Regions from separate parts of the Mus musculus genome. Here region 2 is linked to region 1. The links are chromatin loops, found by intact Hi-C in ENCODE. Cell type or tissue: left cerebral cortex. All regions are shown on one strand. Links, peaks and the distances in the headings refer to the core of each region. The heading gives the core; the rest is flanking DNA.

Region 1 (8,331 bases), core at 90-8,089:
AGCCATCAAGGATTTAGAAAAACAGTTTTATCAGTGCTGGAGAGATGCCTCAGTGGTTTAGAGCATTTGCTGCTCTTCCAGAGGACCTGGGTTCCATTCCCAGCACCCACATGGTGGCTCACAAACGTGTATAATGCAGACCCAAAGGAATCTCTTGTCCTCTTCTGACCTCCACAGGCACCTGACATGTGATGCACAGACATAGATACAGGCACAACACCCATACACAAAAAATCTCTCCAGCCCCTATAATGATATATTTGATATAAAGAAGTTCTTAACTTGAACACCGTCCATTTTTTCCTATTAATTTATGGCTAATACTCCATAAGGGCAGCTATTTTCTTTTTGACAATACAAAACAAAATAAAACAAAAAACCAAAATAAAAACCAAGCAAACTTGAAAAATGACTGTTCTTCAAAAAGAATTGCTTTAAAAAGATCACCTATTTTTAGTGATGGCTTACAATAAGGCTGGAAACAACAAGACCCATACATTCACTAACATGAAGATTAAAAGCCAGGCACGGTGGCATATATTTTAATCCCAGAACTCAGGAAGCAGAGGCAAACGAAGGCCAGCCTAGTCGCATAGCAAGTTTGCTGTCAGCCAAGACTACACAGTGAAACGATTCCTCTCAAACTAAACAAAGACATAAAGTTTAAAAATTCACTGAGAGGCAGGAACAAGTAGGTGCACAAGTTGTAAGTAACAAGGACACAGTCAAGGCCTAAAGGAAGCTCCTGAAACGGACCTTAAAGCTTAGCTGAATGTTCCCTCCTCTCAACAGCTACACCAGGAGCCAGAACAGAACAGAAACAAAGGGCAGAAGCAAGCCTTGAAAGTCCTCCCTTTTTCCGTCAATGCTGGGTCAAGGGTCCAGCACACAGTAGGCCAGTGCTTCGCTATCTAGTCCCTGTATGGTTTTTTTTTAAATTTATTTATTATTATACATAAGTACACTGTAGCTGTCTTCAGACACTCCAGAAGAGGGTGTCAGGTCTCATTAGATGGTTGTGAGTCACCATGTAGTTGCTGGGATTTGAACTCAGGACCTTCAGAAGAGCAGTCAGTGCTCTTAACCCCTGAGCCATCTCACCAGCCCCGTCCCTGCATGTTTTAAAGGGCCATCCCTCATGCTGTTAGCTTTTGATCAACGTCAGACTGGTAGGAAAAATTGAAAGCTGTATTTACCTTTTTTTTTCCTTTTTTGGAGACATGGTCTATGTAATTTTGAATTTAAAGAGATACACATGGGGTGGGGGTGGGGGAGACTGGAGAAATGGTTCAGTGGTTAAGAGCACTGACTACTCTTCCAGAGGTCCTGAGTTCAATCCCCAGCAACCACATGGTGGCTCACAACCATCTGCAATGAGATCTGACGCCCTTTTCTGGTGTGTCTCTCTGAAGAGATCAACAGTGTACTCGCATAAATAAATCTTAAAAAAAAAAAAAAAAAAAAAGACACACAACTCTGTCTCCCAAATGTTGGAATTAGGATTAAAGATGTGTACCACTACACCCAACCTTGTGTTTACCTTTTTTTTTTTTTTTTTTTTTTTTTTTTGGTTTTTCCGAGAGAGGGTTTCTCTGTGTAGCCCTGGCTGTCCTGGAACTCTGTAGACCAGGCTGGCCTTGAACTCAGAAATCCACCTGCCTCGGCTGAGTGCTGAGATTAAAAGCGTGTGCCACCACATCCAGCCGTGTTTACTTTTAAAATGTACTTTCCTATAAATAAGGACAATGTGACTTACTGCACTCCAAACAATGAAATCAGACCATGGAGACCTTTTGGATGGAACTCGGAATAAAATCACCAAGTGTAAGACTTCGTTTCCTTCCTAATTTTGCCACTCATTTGAGTCATACCTCCCTTTGCTTAGGAGAATATTCAATAATATTAAGTTAAACAATAAACCAGCAGCCAGGAGTGCTAGAGTATGCCTTTAATCACAGGAAAGAGTTCTGTTCTGAATGGGAAGAACTCTTTACTGGAAAGGCAGAGGCAAGTGGATATCTTTGAGTTTGAGGTCAGCCTGGCCTACATTGTGAGTTCCAGGACAGCCAGAGCTATGTGAGATTGTCTTTTATTTAAAAAGAAAGAAAGAAAGAAAGAAAGAAAGAGAGAGAGAGAGAGAGAGAGAGAGAGAGAGAGAGAGAGAGAGAGAGAAAGAAAGAAAGAAAGAAAGAAAGAAAGAAAGAAAGAAAGAAAGAGAGAAAGAAAGAGAGAAAGAAAGAAAGAAAGAAAGAAAGAAAGAAAGAAAGAGAGAGAGAGAGAGAGAGAGAGAGAAAGAAAGAAAGAAAGAAAGAAAGAAAGAAAGAAGAGAGAGAGAGAGAAAGAGAGAAAGAAAGAGAGAAAGAAAGAAAGAAAGAAAGAAAGAAGAGAGAGAGAGAGAGAGAGAGAGAGAGAGAAAGAAAGAAAGAAAGAAAGAAAGAGGAAAAGAAAAAGGAAAGAAAAGAAAAAAAAACACCAAAAAACCAAACCAAACCAAACCAAAACAAAAAACAAAAAGCAAAAGCAACTAGCAATCACTCACTGTCAATCATCTCTCAACCATAACAATGTTCCCACAGGATAAACCGACACAACAGCAATGGATAACTACTTTTGGTGCAAACAACCGTGCAAATGAATTCACAGCACTTTGGGAGGTAGTATATAATCCTCAAAAGATGGACCAAGGCTCAAGTTCTCAAAAAAAAAATGGTAAAATTTCATACACTGCAGCTTTGACTTTCGCTTGCTCAAATAAGTTTTATGCTTTCTAATAGGAAAATCTGTCAACCAAAAGTTTTCCTGAATATCTTACAGCAGTGGCTCTCAACGTTCCTAATGCTGCATGGACCCTTTATTATGGTTCCTCATATTATGGTGACCCCCAACCATAAAATTATTTTCGCTGCTATTTCACAAATATAAGTTTGCTACTGTTATGAATCACAAAGTATCTGTTTTCCTATGGTCTTAGGTGACCCTTGTGGAAGGTCTTAGAACATCCAACAACCATTACTTCTACTTCACGCCATCTTTAAAAACCAAACCAAACCAAACCAAACCAAACCCTGTTATTATAGTCATTTGACAACTGGAATCCAAAGGTGACATAGTCAGTCTGTGATCACTGGGAAACAGGTGCACTCTACCCCCTTCTATGTTCTCTGGCAGCTATTTCTTTCCCTCTGTCGTTCTTTAGCCAAGCAAACAGATGCCACATCAGTAGGATGAACCACTTTTATCAGAAAAGACATTTCAAATAAAAGAGCCCCCTATAGAATTCAAGAAATAACAACTGTCCGAAGTTATTCCCTGCTGGATAAACAACTTTCTTTATCTCGATTTCTTTACTGAAAAAATTTTTTTTCTTTCTTGCTGTCTCCCAAGATTGTTAGTTATTTCACCCCCAACCAAAGAACAATTCCTTTCGTTCTTCCTATTCAGAACAGAAACTCCTCAAACAAGCCGTCTCTTCAACATCCTGGTTTCCTCATGACAGCCGCTTTCGGTTCTCCCCCACCCCCACCCCCTCCACAGTCCTTAGAGGAGCTCGAAGCCTCGGCCACTGTCCCCTCCAGCTCCCGCCAGCCCCCGCGCTCACCCCCACCGTCCTTCCCTAACCGCTGCCTAGGCCCTCCGGCGCCCCAGCATCAGCAGCTTTTGCTCACCTCGGCTCCTGACAGGAAAGGGTGCGAGGGCCCAGTGATCGTCAGGTAATTGTCATTTCCTCCGGGAAACTGTAAACCAAAAGAAAGCCGCGGTGGGTGAGTGAGCGGAGCAGTGGCGTGCTGAGACCCCAGCCCTCCCGAGCCCCCCTGGCTCCTCGCTGCCCTGCATTCCCGCTTCCGCTTCCCCTAGTCGGCCGCGAACCCTCATCAGCCCTCAAAGACTCGGCACCCACCTCCATCTTCACAGCACCACTACCAGCGACTCAGCGTCTCCGCGTCCGCATCGCTCCCACCGCCCCCACTAGGTTCCGAGCGCGTCACTTCCTCAAGGAGAAAGCGTCGCTCTCCGATGATTGGACCGAGTCAGGGACGCAACCAGTCTCGATCCCAGCTGCCCGAAGGGTCGCTGTCGCCCCCTGGAGCTTGGTGGGATAATGGCATGTAGAAGAGCACTGGGTGGCCCTAGAGGCGGCGTCCGGTACAGCCGATCCAGCGAAGATTTCTGGGGGAGAGCAATAGAGACGCAGCTTGAGCTAGAAGGGCTGGAGCGGAGGCAAATAAGGAGACCCGTAGATTGAGTGGCTAGAGAGGTCGGAGGTAAGTGGCTGTAGAAATCGGGAGGACCCGGAACACAGACGCCTCGGGACCATGACTTACGCTTATCTCTTCAAGTACATCATCATCGGAGACACAGGTAACCCGCCGACGGACCGCCTTCGGAGTTGGGGCGGGGATCCTACCTCCAAAATCGGCTTGGGGGCGGGGCGGGGTGAGCGGAGTTGCGCGGAGGGGGCGGGGCGAGCCCCGGGGGCGGGGCTCTGCCCCTGCCTTAGACCCTGTTCCCTGTCTGGGAGCCAGCGGCTTCCCGGGTGACGTGCGTCTAGTGAACACCGTTCTTTCGCAGGTGTGGGGAAGTCATGTCTCCTCCTTCAGTTTACCGACAAGCGGTTCCAGCCCGTGCACGACCTCACAATAGGTAAGCTATCCCCTCGTTCCAGAACAGCTAAAAGCTAGCTGCCAGAACTGCTAAAGGAGAAAGTTACAGTCTCAGTATTCTAAATAAAAAGTTACTTCTCGGCCGGGCGTGGTAGCTCGCGCCTTTAATCCCAGCACTCGGGAGGCAGGTGGATTTCAGAGTTCGAGGCCAGCCTGGTCTACAAAGTGAGTTCCAGGACATCCAGGGCTACACAGAGAAACCCTGTCTTGAAAAACCAAAAAAAGTTACTTCTCGCTACCTTGGTCTGAAATCATGGTATATGAAAAATGATAAAAGCTGGTAAGTGGAGGATAAATGATTGAAAGGTAACTTTAGAGATGGATGTAAGATACTAGTTGCCGTAGGATTTTTTTTTCTTCCAATGCAACTTGTATGTTTATGGAAAAATCCCACGGAAACATGACTGCTTATTAAACATCTCATCTGTATTTTGTTATTAACTACCAGCTTCACATGTTTTTCAACATAAACACCAACATAGGATTCTTTTAAGTCTGGAGAGGTAAAAGCCAATGTACGGACATTGCAGTTCTTCCTGCACAGACACCTCCTCTAATCTCTTCACCTTCTCTTCTTTTAGGAGCAAATAGCCTCAGATTCATTATATAACCCACACTGGACACAAACTCCCAGAGATCCTCCTGCATTAGACTCTCCCCCCCCCACCCCCTCGGGACAGGGTTTCTCTCTGTGTGGCCCTGGCTGTCCTGGAACTCACTCTGTAGGACAGGCTGGCTTCAAAAATCAGAAATCCGCCTGCCTCTGCCTCCCAAGTGCTGGGATTAAAGGCGTGCGCCACCACTCCCAGCCTCACGGACTTTCGTAATAAGTTTGTTTTTGCGCCGAGACTGGCTTTAAGCTTCCTGGGTAACCTGACCATGATTTTGACTTGATCGTCCTAAATGCTGGGATTAGATATGCACCACTATACTCAGCCTGTTTTTTAGTTTCTTACTCATTGAAATTACATTCTTATTGTTCTGAGAGAAAAAAAAAGTTGACAGTGATTTTTTTTTTCCAAAAAAATATCTTTTTGATTTTTGTTGAGGTAATAGGTATTCAGAACAGGTATTTCATATAGCACCTTAAAGTAAAAATATTTATATAGAGTATGAATTCCTCATGCTATGTACAAAATACTATTTTGAAAATAGAAAAGGGGATGAATTGTCTGCTTATGATGCAGTGGGGTTTTTGTTTTTTTGAAATATTGTCCTTGAAAGAGATGAATTTTGCCTAGAAATAGAAAAGTGTCAAAAGCTCTATCAGTTCGTCAGTTTCCATACTGCTTTAAGAGAGGCTATTACCAATGTACTCTGGAAATTATTGGTGATTGAAGGTATTTTGTCCTTGAAGACCTGTTCCTTAGGCAGCTTCTTTAATTGCCAATGAAAACAGTTTTAGAATTGCAGTTTAAGAAGTGCTGCTTCATACACAGAACTAGTCAGTACTCTGAGACACTGTCGCGAAATGCTATCAATGGGCTGGAGAGCTGACTCAGCAGTTAAGAGCACCGACTGCTCTCCCAAGAACAAGGGTTCAATTCCCAGCACCCATCATCCTCTGTCACTCAAGTTCCAGGGGATCCTTTGGGTTCTTCTGGCCTCCACAGGTACCAGCCACATACGTCACACATACTTAACATGCAGGCAAAACACTTAACTTTCAAATAGTTCAGAAGTTCTTTGAGCCTGACAGTGGTGGCGCACGCCTTTAATCCCAGCACTCGGGAGGCAGAGGCAGGTGGATTTCTGAGTTCAAGGCCAGCCAGGTCTACAGAGTGAGTTCCAGGACAGCCAGGGCTAAACAGAGAAACCCTGTCTTGAAAAACCAAAACCAACCAACCAAACCAGCAAACAAAGAAGTTCTTTGAAAACAATTGTAGAATTAAATATTACCTAGTCAGATTTCAGTGTAAGCTAACATTCCTAAGCATTTATTCATCTCTTTTAGTTTTATTTGTCCCAGAATTGTTATGTTCATTTTCTAGAAATTTTTTTCTATGAATTGTAGCTTTGTAGTTTATTTTATGAAAAACTTTCCTGTAGTGGCTTTTTTTTTTTTTTTTGAGACAAGAGTTTTTCTGTATAGCCCTGGCTGTCCTAGAACTTGCTTTGTAGCGGGTACACATTCTTCAGATGTTATTTGCAAATCATTACAGTAACTGCAGTGCCACTTTTCTTAAGGCTAATTCTTAAGAAGATCTAGATAGAGTCTCTGTCATTATAAGGCCTTAAAACAAATCAACTGGTTATATAATAAATCAAACTTAGTTTATTACTAGAATTTATAAAACCAGATCTAGGGAAAGAACTAACTCTGGTAACACATACGTGGGTTTTTCCCCCTCAGATCTTAAAAAAAATTTTTTTGTATATATGTGTGTTTGTATTTGCACATGTGTGTACAGGTGCCTATAAGGGCTAGAGATCATTGACCCCTCTGCAGCAGGAGTTACAGGTAGTTGTGAGCCACTGGACAAGGGTGTTGGGAACCAAACTCTGTTCTGCTCCAAGACCAAGTGCTCTCAACCACTGACCATATCTCCAGCCCCCAGCCCCCTATGGTCTTAATATAGCAAGTGTCATCCAGACTGTAAAATCAAAACAGTGAGACTACTTGTATTTATTTTATCTGAATGAGCTTTGTTCCCTTTTCTACATCTGAGTTATTCTTAAGTCATTATCACTTAGAATCCACTTGTTTCTTTTTGGTGAAAGGGATTAAACCTAGTGAGTTATGTTCTAAGTAGTTACACTATCGCTGAGTTATACCTGTAGCTGTAGGGTAATCTCAGGCCAACCCTGAACTTGCTCTGTAAGTCATGATGACCTTGAACTTCTTATCCTAGGGCTCCTACTGCCTTTACCTCATGAGGCCTGGGATTAGATCACTGCCATGCTCAGTTAAGGGGTTCTGGGGCATGCATGTGGATGTGCACGTGCATGAGTGTGCAGATGCCCATAGGGCCCAGAACAGGGTATTGGAGTCCTTGAAGTTGGGGTTACAGGCAGTTATGAACTATCAGATGAGGGTGTTGATACCCAATTCCAGTCCAAGAAGCACATACATGCTTTGCTTTAGTGCTGAGCCATCTCTCTAGTCCTGTGTCCAGTTTTATGTGGATCTGGGGATTGACTCCAGAGCTTCTAGGCAAGTCCTGTATCAAGTGAGCTACATGTCCAGTCAGTGGGTTTTTAATTCTAGAAAAGAAACTAAAAGGAACACAAATTCAATTGGAGCAATAACCACTGTCGGGCTGAATGTCAGTGAGTGATGACAAAGGACTCATCATTATAACACTGGGGAAAAGTATGTGGCTCTAGATGGACATGTATGTGTTCATTACAGTCATGTTCGTTCTCTTGTCTTTCACTGACAGGTGTGGAGTTTGGAGCACGTATGGTCAACATCGATGGAAAACAAATCAAACTGCAAATCTGGGATACGGTAAGAGAGGGCAAAACAATTTAGTACCAGACTGAGGCCCAGTTATAACAGTAAAAGCTAATGCAGCCTTGTGGAATGCTAGACACCTGTAGTTTTAAAACTATAGGATGAGCCGGGCGTGGTGGTGCATGCCTTTAATCCCAGCACTCGGGAGGCAGAGGCAGGCAGATTTCTGAGTTGGAGGCCAGCCTGGTCTGTGAGTTCCAGGACAGCCAGGAC
Region 2 (8,331 bases), core at 10-8,009, 53 kb before region 1:
GCGGCTCTCACTTATGCTTGTGCTCTGCACTGCTACAATGCTACACCCACCTGATGCTAATGGGTGACCGAGGTGATGACTGGGAGCAGGAGACTGAACCCAGGACTGCGTATTCAGAGCACACTGCTACAATGCTGCTCCCACCGCAGCTGGGTGATCCAGCGCTTTCTGAGATGTCTTCCTGTGTTGAGGCCCCAGGGCTGGGGTACTGGGGTGCAGCTGGACTCACCCCATCCCCTTTCTTTTCTCTCTTTTTCTCTCCTTTTCCTTCTTTTTTTTGGGGGGGGGTGTTTTGTTTTGTTTTGTTTGGTTTGGTTTGGTTTGGTTTTCGAGACAGGGTTTCTCTGTATAGCCATGACTGTCCTGGAACTCACTTTGTAGACCACAGGCTGGCCTCGAACTCAGAAATCCACCTGCCTCTGCCTCCCAAGTGCTGGGATTAAAGGCATGCGCCACCACTGCCCAGCTGCCCAGCTTTTCCTTCTTTTCTTTCTTTCTTTTTTTTTTTTTTTTTTTTTTTTTTTTTTTTGAGACAGGATCTTACTGCGTAACCCTGATTGGCCTGGAACTTACCCTGTAGACCAGGCTGACCTCAAAGTCGCAGACATCTTCCTGCCTCTGCCTCTCTAATCTGGGATTAAAGATGTATGCCACCATACCATGCTCCAATTTTTTTTTTTTTTTTTTGGTTTTTCGAGACAGGGTTTCTATGTGTAGCCCTGGCTGTCCTGGCACTCACTCTGTAGACCAGGCTGGCCTCGAACTCAGAAATCCACCTGCCTCTGCCTCCCGAGTGCTGGGATTAAAGGCATGCGCCACCACGCCCGGCTCATGCTCCAATTTTTAAATGCTTTCATTTTTTTTATAGCATGGGCATTAGGGGCTGGAGATGTAGCTCAACTGGTAGGATGTTTATATAGCATTCATGAGAACTTGGGTTCAATGCCCAGTCCCCAGTAAAATCTGGAGTGGTGGTATAATTAGTGAAATCTCACCACCCAGGAGGTAGAGCAAAAGAATCCAAGTTCAAGGTCATACTTAACTACATTTTAAGGCCGGCCTGAGATCCTGTCTCAAAACTAGCAACAATAGTAACTATTATTATTACTTATTTTATAAGATTGTATCAATAAAAACAACAAAGAGATACCATCAAAAGATTGAAGTCCAGCCTTAATCCCAGCACTCAGGAGGCAGAGGCAGGTAGATCCATGAGCCAATTCTAGGCCAGCCATGGCTACATTGACTCTATCCAAAACAAAAAACTATAAAGTCCAATTACAAAATCGATGCATAAGGCTAGAAAAGAGGCTCAATGGTAGAGTGTTTACCATACTAAAAATGAGCAAGGTTCCAGGTTCCATCTGCAGCACTAGAAATGTTTAAGAACTACACACTAGTCATCCCGTCATGGTGGCGCACGCCTTTAATCCCAGCACTCAGAAGGCAGAAGTAGGCAGATCTCTGTGAGTTTGAGACCAGCTTGGTTTACAGAGCTAGTTCAAGGACAGCCAGGATGCACAGAGAAACCCTGTCACCAAAAACAAAACAGAAAAAACATTTTTCAGTGCTTTTACAATACTTCCGAGCTGCCACCACCAAAACAAAAACCCTTTACCCATGATAAACAATTAAACTCACTGGGACACACACTCACACATGCAAACACACATACAGAGTCATAGATGCACAGAAACACACATACACTAATACACACACATGCATACACACTAACACATAAGCGTGCGCGCACACGTGTGCGCACGCACACACATACACACACACACACACACACACACACACACGGAAGTCTGACTAGTCTGGAAGAGGAAGATCAGGAGGAGGGGGAGCACAAGAAAGGGTTGGGGGTTTTAATTGTTGTTATTATTGAATCATTTGAAGTGGAAAGAGCAACCCTAAATCTGGATCTTTTGGGGTAAGAGACCCTCCTTCTGGGGCACACCTTCTGGTCACAGCCTGTATAAAGGATGTGGGAAGAAGGAATGCTGGCCTTTCCCTGCTTGCCCTCACTCTTATTGGCACATTCATTCCTTCACTGTCATTAGAGCCCACTTCTGCAGTATTAAGACCATCTGTGATACCAAGCCTCGGAAACCAAACAACAGTTGGCTTCTTGGGTTGGAGAGGCAGCCTTTGTCAGAATAGTGAGACCACAGGCTATAAGCCACTCTAATATATCACAAGTGTGTGTGTGTGTGTCTTGAAAAACCAAAAAAAAAAAAAATTGCATTTAAAGTATTGACTACTAGGAATTAGATATCAGCAACAATAGTCCCAGCATTTAGGAAAGGGGGCATGCTTCAGCGGGAGAGGGCATGCTTAGCAGATACTTAAAGCCTCAATCTAAAAATCAATGCCCAGCACAAAAAGAGAACAGGAATTTTTTCAGTAACTAGTTAGTCACCGAAGGCTTTCTTTCCCAGAAGGGGTCTCTAAAATAGAATGGAATTTGTGTGTGCGTGTGTGTGTGTGTGTGGTTTCTTCCTGACAGATTTCTCTGTATAGTCCTGGCTGTCCTGGAACTCACTCTGTAGACCAGGCTGGCCTCGAACTCAGAAATCCACCTGCCTCTACCTCCCAAGTGCTGGGATTAAAGGTGTGCGCCACCACTGCCAGGCTAGATCCATTCTTATCTCTCTGTATAAAGCTCAAGTCCAGGTGGATCAAGGATCTCCACATAAAACCAGAGGCACTGAAACTAATAGAAGAGAAAGTGGGAAGGAGCCTCAAACACATGGCCACAGGGGAAATTTTCCTGAGCAGAACACCAATGGCTTATGCTCTAAGATGAGAATTGACAAATGGGACCTCATAAAATTGCAAAGCTTCTGTAAGGCAAAGGGCACTGGTTTCTCTTTCTTTGTTGTTGTTGTTGTTGTTGTTGTTGTTGTTGTTGTTGTTCGAGACAGGGTTTCTCTGTGTAGCCCTGGCTGTCCTGGAACTCACTTTGTAGACCAGGCTGGTCTCGAACTCAGAAATCCACCTGCCTCTGCCTCCCGAGTGCTGGGACTAAAGGCGTGCGCCACCACACCTGGCTTGATTTCTTTTTCTATCATGCAGGCATACATGCAAATAGAGCACACATATACATAAAATACATAAATAAATAAGCCTTTAAAGAAATAAAAATTAAAAAAGAAGGTGAAAATGTCTATCTTCCCAAAAAGCAATCTACAGATACAATGTAATTCCCATCAAAATGTCAACACAATTCTTTACAGACCTTGAAAGAGCAATCTTCAACTTCATATGGAAAAGCAAAAAACCCAGGATAGCTAAAACAATCCTGAGCAATAAAAGAATCTGGAGTAATTACCATCCCAGATCTTAAGCTTGTACTATAGAGCAATATGAATGATAATAGCTCCGTGGTATTGGTACAAAAACAGACAGGTTCATCAGTGGAATCAAATCAAAGACCCAGAAATAACCCCACACACCTATGAACACTTGACTTTTGACAAAGAGGCTAAAAACATCCAATGGAAAAAAGAAAGCATCTTTAACAAATGGTACTGGTTTGACTGAATGTCTGCATGTAGAAGAATGCAAATAGATCTATATCTACCACCCTGCACAAAACCCAAGTCCAAGTGGATCGGGGACCTCAACATAACACTGGACACACTAAATCTAATAGAAGAGAAAGTGGGAAATAGCCTTGAATTCATTGGTATAGGAGACAATGTCCTGAAAAGAACACCAATGGCTCAGGCTCCAAGAACAACAATTAATAAATGGGACCTCATGAGACTGAAAAGCTTCTGTAAGGCAAGGGACACTGTCAATAGGAAAAATGGCAGCCTACGGATTGGGACAAGTAGAATCTTCACTAATCCTACACCCAATAGAGAGCCAACATCCACAGCATATGAAGAACTCCAGAAGTTAGACACCAACAAACCAAATGATCCAAGTGTGGCCTCTGGGAGTTTGAGTTTGAGGCCTAGCCAGAGCTACAGTTAAAAAAAAAAAGGAGGAGGAGGAGGAGGAGGCGGCGGAGGAGGAGGAGGAGGAGGAGGCGGAGGAGGGCTAATGAGACCCTAGGAAATGTAAAATGGTCTGGAAACCATGGTATGGGTTCTTGGTGTTCAGATGAGCCTAGAAAAGACAAGCCCAGCAGGCAGGAATGTCTGGTTACCAAGAAGCAGCAGGGGGTTTAGTCTGTGTTGTTTCAGAAAAGAAGACTGGGGAAGAAGTGACAAATAGGCACAGTGCTCCACAAAGGAGCCAGACACACCTCATTATTATTGCTTGTGTATGGGTGTGTGTGTGTTTCTGTGTGTCTCTGTGTAAGATGTATATGTGTACTGTGTATATGTGTTCATGCATACATATAAGAGTGGATTTGTCTGGTCCATGTGTATATGATGTGAGTATTGATGTACATGTATATGTGTTTGTGTGTATGATGTGTGTGTATGTGTGTGTAAGTGCATATATGTGTGCGTGTATGATACATGTGTGAGTGTGGGTACCACAGCATGCATGTGAAGGTGAGAGAACAACTTTTGGGAGTTATTCTGTCCCACCACAGGTTTCAGCAACTGACCTGGGATCATTAGACTCATACAGTAGGTGTGTTTTACCCCATGAACTATTTTTCTGGCCCCTTCATATACATTTTAGCAAATCCAGAAACAAGCTTTATACACAAATGAGGGAACTGGCTTATGCTCAAGCAGTCTGACTTGGGGGAACTAGCAACCTTAACAATACTATAAGCCAGTGCTAGAACTCATTAGACCGATAGACAACAAGGAAACCCAAACTGGAAATGCTGATAAATATTAGAAAATATCGTATAGAATCTCAAAACTACCAGCTTCTCATCTAGAATATCCCCCAAACCTCAGGCTGCCAGGGGGATCAAATAGTGCCAGTGGTGGAAAAAGTCTCATTTTCCTATTGTGTATCATTTCCAGTGCCCTTGAGTACCTCTTCAGGGTCTTGGAAACTAAGTCCTTAGTTACATTTTCCAAGAATTAGATCACAGATTGAAGGAGAAAGATTGCTACACTCATGTTTTCTTGTCACAGGTCTCTTCCTTTTTTCCATTTCTATCTCTCCTTTCATTCTTTCTCTCCTGTCCTTTCTTTCCTTCTCCCTCCCTCTTTCCCCTTCCCCTCCCCTCTCCACTTCACCACACACAGAAATCCCTTTTGAAAGGGGCTTTTTTTCCAACTCAGTGAAGTAAAGTCTTTGCCCCTTTGTGGGGAAGGCTCATTAACATTCCCTCAGCAGCATCTCTTCAAGGATTCTACTTTTGTAATTCCGAAGGGAGGTCAAGAGGCCACAATGGAGAGGTAAAAAAGAGAAAAAAAAAATGTGGTAAAGAGGAGGAGGTGGAAGAATGGAGAGGAGGGGAAAGAGACCTTCCTTTCATAATAAGGCCGGCAAAAAGAGGGAAAATAGGAAAAGATGAAGATGGCCGAGACTCAGAAAAAAGACAAATACGGGTCCCCAAGTATGCCCTTTTAGATGTCACACAGATGTCTGAGAAAAGCAGAATGCCATGTGTGTGCTCTTCTTTTTCTTCCTCACGAAGGGAATAAACGGTGCAAACAACAGGAAGAGGGTAACAGGACACAGTCCATTTCCTTGAAAAGCTAGAATCTTTCCTGCCTCACCTACAATGGTCCACTAAAATATGTGTTAAAATGTGAGGAGCAGGACTTCGAAAAACAGAGAGTGAGGCAGCCGCTCAGGACCTGACACTAAACATCTGGTAAAATAGCAGAGATTCTGGGAACTCCACAAACAGGGAGCAATGAGTTGCCAAACATCTCCACAAGTGGCATCTTCCTCCTCCTCAATTCTAGCATCCATCGCTTCTAGCACCAGCTGCCTTCTTTCTCTCTTTTAGTATTTGTCACACTAGCCCGGACTTGTCGAGACAACAGAACTTTGCATCATCAACATAAAAGGAAAAAATAATGCTTTTCTAATTGGTGTTTCAAATGTTGTCCTGCCTGAGCCAGAAGAGAAAATGTATACACAGTTAAACAAGGGAATTCGGATACTATGACTAGAGGATAGGGCATGACTGGGATATTCTAGACCCAATACTACTCGCCGGGGGAAGATGCTATAATTAGAAGTTAAAGAACAAAGCCGGGCATGATGGCTCACACCTTTAGTCCCAGCACTCAGGAGGCAGAGGCAGGCAGATTTCTGAGTCTGAGGCCAGCCTGGACTACAAAGTGAGTTCCAGGACAGCCAGGGCTACACAGAGAAACTCTGTCTTGAAAAACAAAGAAGGGGGCTGGAGAGATGGCTCAGTGGTTAAGAGCACTGACTGCTCTTCCAGAGGTCCTGAGTTCAATTCCCAGCAACCACATGGTGGCTCACAACCATCTATAGTGAGATATGACCCCCTCTTCTGGGGTATCTGAAGATAGCTACAGTGTACTTACATATAATAAATAAATAAGTCTTTAAAAATAAAAAAAAATAAAAAAAAAAGAAAAACAAAGAAGAAGAAGAAGAAGAAGAAGAAGAAGTTGTTGTTAAAGAACAATAGGGTAGATGACTGGAGGCTTATGGCTGAGGCTGAGTTAATTTTTTAAAATTAGTGGGTGGTGGTTTATGCTGATAAATACTGTGCTCTAATGGTCAAGGCAGGAGGACTGCTGTGAGTTCCAGGCCAGTTTAGATTGCAGAGTGAATTCCAAGTTAGCCTGGGCTACGGAGTAAAAGTCCTATCTCAAAACAACAACAACAACAACCTGTTATTGTTTTTCTGACTAAGCATCTATACGTGTAGCTGGTGCTAACCTTAAATTTAGGAGCTCCTAAATTCTTGGGTATTAAGAATGCAGATACGCAACAGTGTGCCCAGCTGGGTGAATTCCTTCTTTTTGTTTTTCCCTTTTGGTGATGGGGATTAAACTAAAGCCATTCACTGCGCTAGGCAAATGCTCTGCTGGTAAACTGCAGCACAGCCTACCTGCCAGATTATTTAAAAGGTCTAATTTGACACCCACAAGCAGTCCTTTCCACAGAACCCTTGACTGTTATTTCCTACCTGTGAAGACGTTAAAGAGGATCCACGGATTCAGCACAGCCTCCTCTCAGACTTTATTCTGAAGCGCAGAAGGAAATCATCTGCTCTCCTGTCTTCTCACAAGCATCCTTTCCACTGAAAGACCTGGACAGGACCAGGAGAGACAGCTGTCCACAGCAGAGCATTCTTATAAAAACCTGCTGTGGATATTGTATGTGGTGACACACACACCTGTAAATTCTAGCGCTTGAGAGGCAGAGGCAGGCAGGTCTATGTGAATTTGAGGCCAACCTGTCTATACAGTGAGTTCCAGGCCAGCCAGAGCTACAAAATGTGTGTGTGTGTGTGTGTGTGTGTGTGTGTGTGTGTGTGTGTGTGTGTGTGTTGTGTATGGGGGGAGGGGCGCTGCTGTGGGCTGGCACAAATTGTCTCAGCCCTTGCTGATCAAGTCTGACAAACTGAGTTGGATTCCCAAAACTGGGATCCAGATGTAAGGAGAAAACCAACTCCCCACAAAGTTGTCTTTTGATTTCCACGTTCGTTCATTCATGTCGGATCAGGAATGCTCATTCACACATGAATCATGCACACATACACAGTAATAACTTTTTCATTAAAAAATTTAAAAGCTGCTGAGCTAATTTCAAGAATTTTAGTACTAAAATACATCATAGAAGTGGAGATCTGTATAAATTATTAAAGCTATATCTACATGATTATTATAGTGTCTATTTTTACTCAGTCTACCAATCTTTACATATTCCCATTTTCATCTGGCAATAGCTGACTTCTTGGCCTGAAAAAAATCAATATATATGAGAAAGTTTGTGTTGAAGTTTCTAACCCAGAAGCTGAGCTTCGTCAAGGCACAATTATGGAAAAATCAAAAGGCTCCGAAAGGAAGATATTGGGAGAAGAGTTAGAACAGCAAGCCTTGGGCAGTCCCAGAGAGGCCGGCAGAGTCCTGGCAGGGAGGAGAGGGTTAAATCCCTTCCTCTGCAGTACAAAAGAAAAGAGTGTGCGGAAAGATTAGGATTTTTGCTTTTACAATAGGAGCTGCAGGAGCGTTGGGAAGAAGCTGAAGGGGAAAAAAGGGGGCGTCTCTCCTTTAAAGACTTGGGAGATTGAGAGAGAAAGGGAGTCGGGAAAGAGTCACACTAGTCAGTCCGTCTCTGGGACGGGAGAATTCCTCTGCTCCTCAGTGGTTTGCACTGGGGTACCGATACCCGTTGGCCTCAGGCTAGACAGGGTGATCGGACCAGGTCACCCCATTAAAACTCAGTGCGCGGTGAGGTGCCCTCCCT

Evidence for each region. A loop is a pair of places that touch in the nucleus more often than their neighbours do. Peaks named below come from ENCODE experiments on the same cell type or tissue, not always from the same donor. Only the 100,000 strongest peaks of a DNase experiment are listed, where the experiment ranks them.
Region 2: it touches region 1 in a loop (4-fold over the local background); 1 of 42 quality-filtered maps calls a loop at or near these places.

What each region holds. Positions count from the first base shown.
Region 1 is chr14:52,275,224-52,283,554 of GRCm38, reverse strand. It overlaps Rab2b (RAB2B, member RAS oncogene family), which reads left to right and starts at 4,160. Exons shown (of 8, transcript NM_172601.3): 1 at 4,160-4,359; 2 at 4,570-4,641; 3 at 8,045-8,112. The coding sequence starts at 4,314. Tox4 (TOX high mobility group box family member 4) reads right to left here and starts at 4,409. Exons shown (of 10, transcript NM_023434.3): 1 at 4,323-4,409; 2 at 3,899-4,167; 3 at 3,666-3,734. The coding sequence starts at 3,904. Gm23758 (a small nucleolar RNA gene) reads right to left here and starts at 7,024; the gene lies at 6,935-7,024. In left cerebral cortex, for the core only: a CTCF peak has its summit at 4,098 (motif pointing left); a DNase peak (open chromatin) is centred at 4,087; H3K4me3 peaks cover 2,175 bases; H3K27ac peaks cover 1,155 bases.
Region 2 is chr14:52,328,199-52,336,529 of GRCm38, reverse strand. It overlaps a transcript of Sall2 not described here. Among named protein-coding and RNA genes, the nearest start is that of Gm26328, 10 kb to the left of the region's middle. In left cerebral cortex, for the core only: no CTCF peak of the experiment used is centred there; no DNase peak of the experiment used is centred there; H3K4me3 peaks cover 61 bases; H3K27ac peaks cover 152 bases.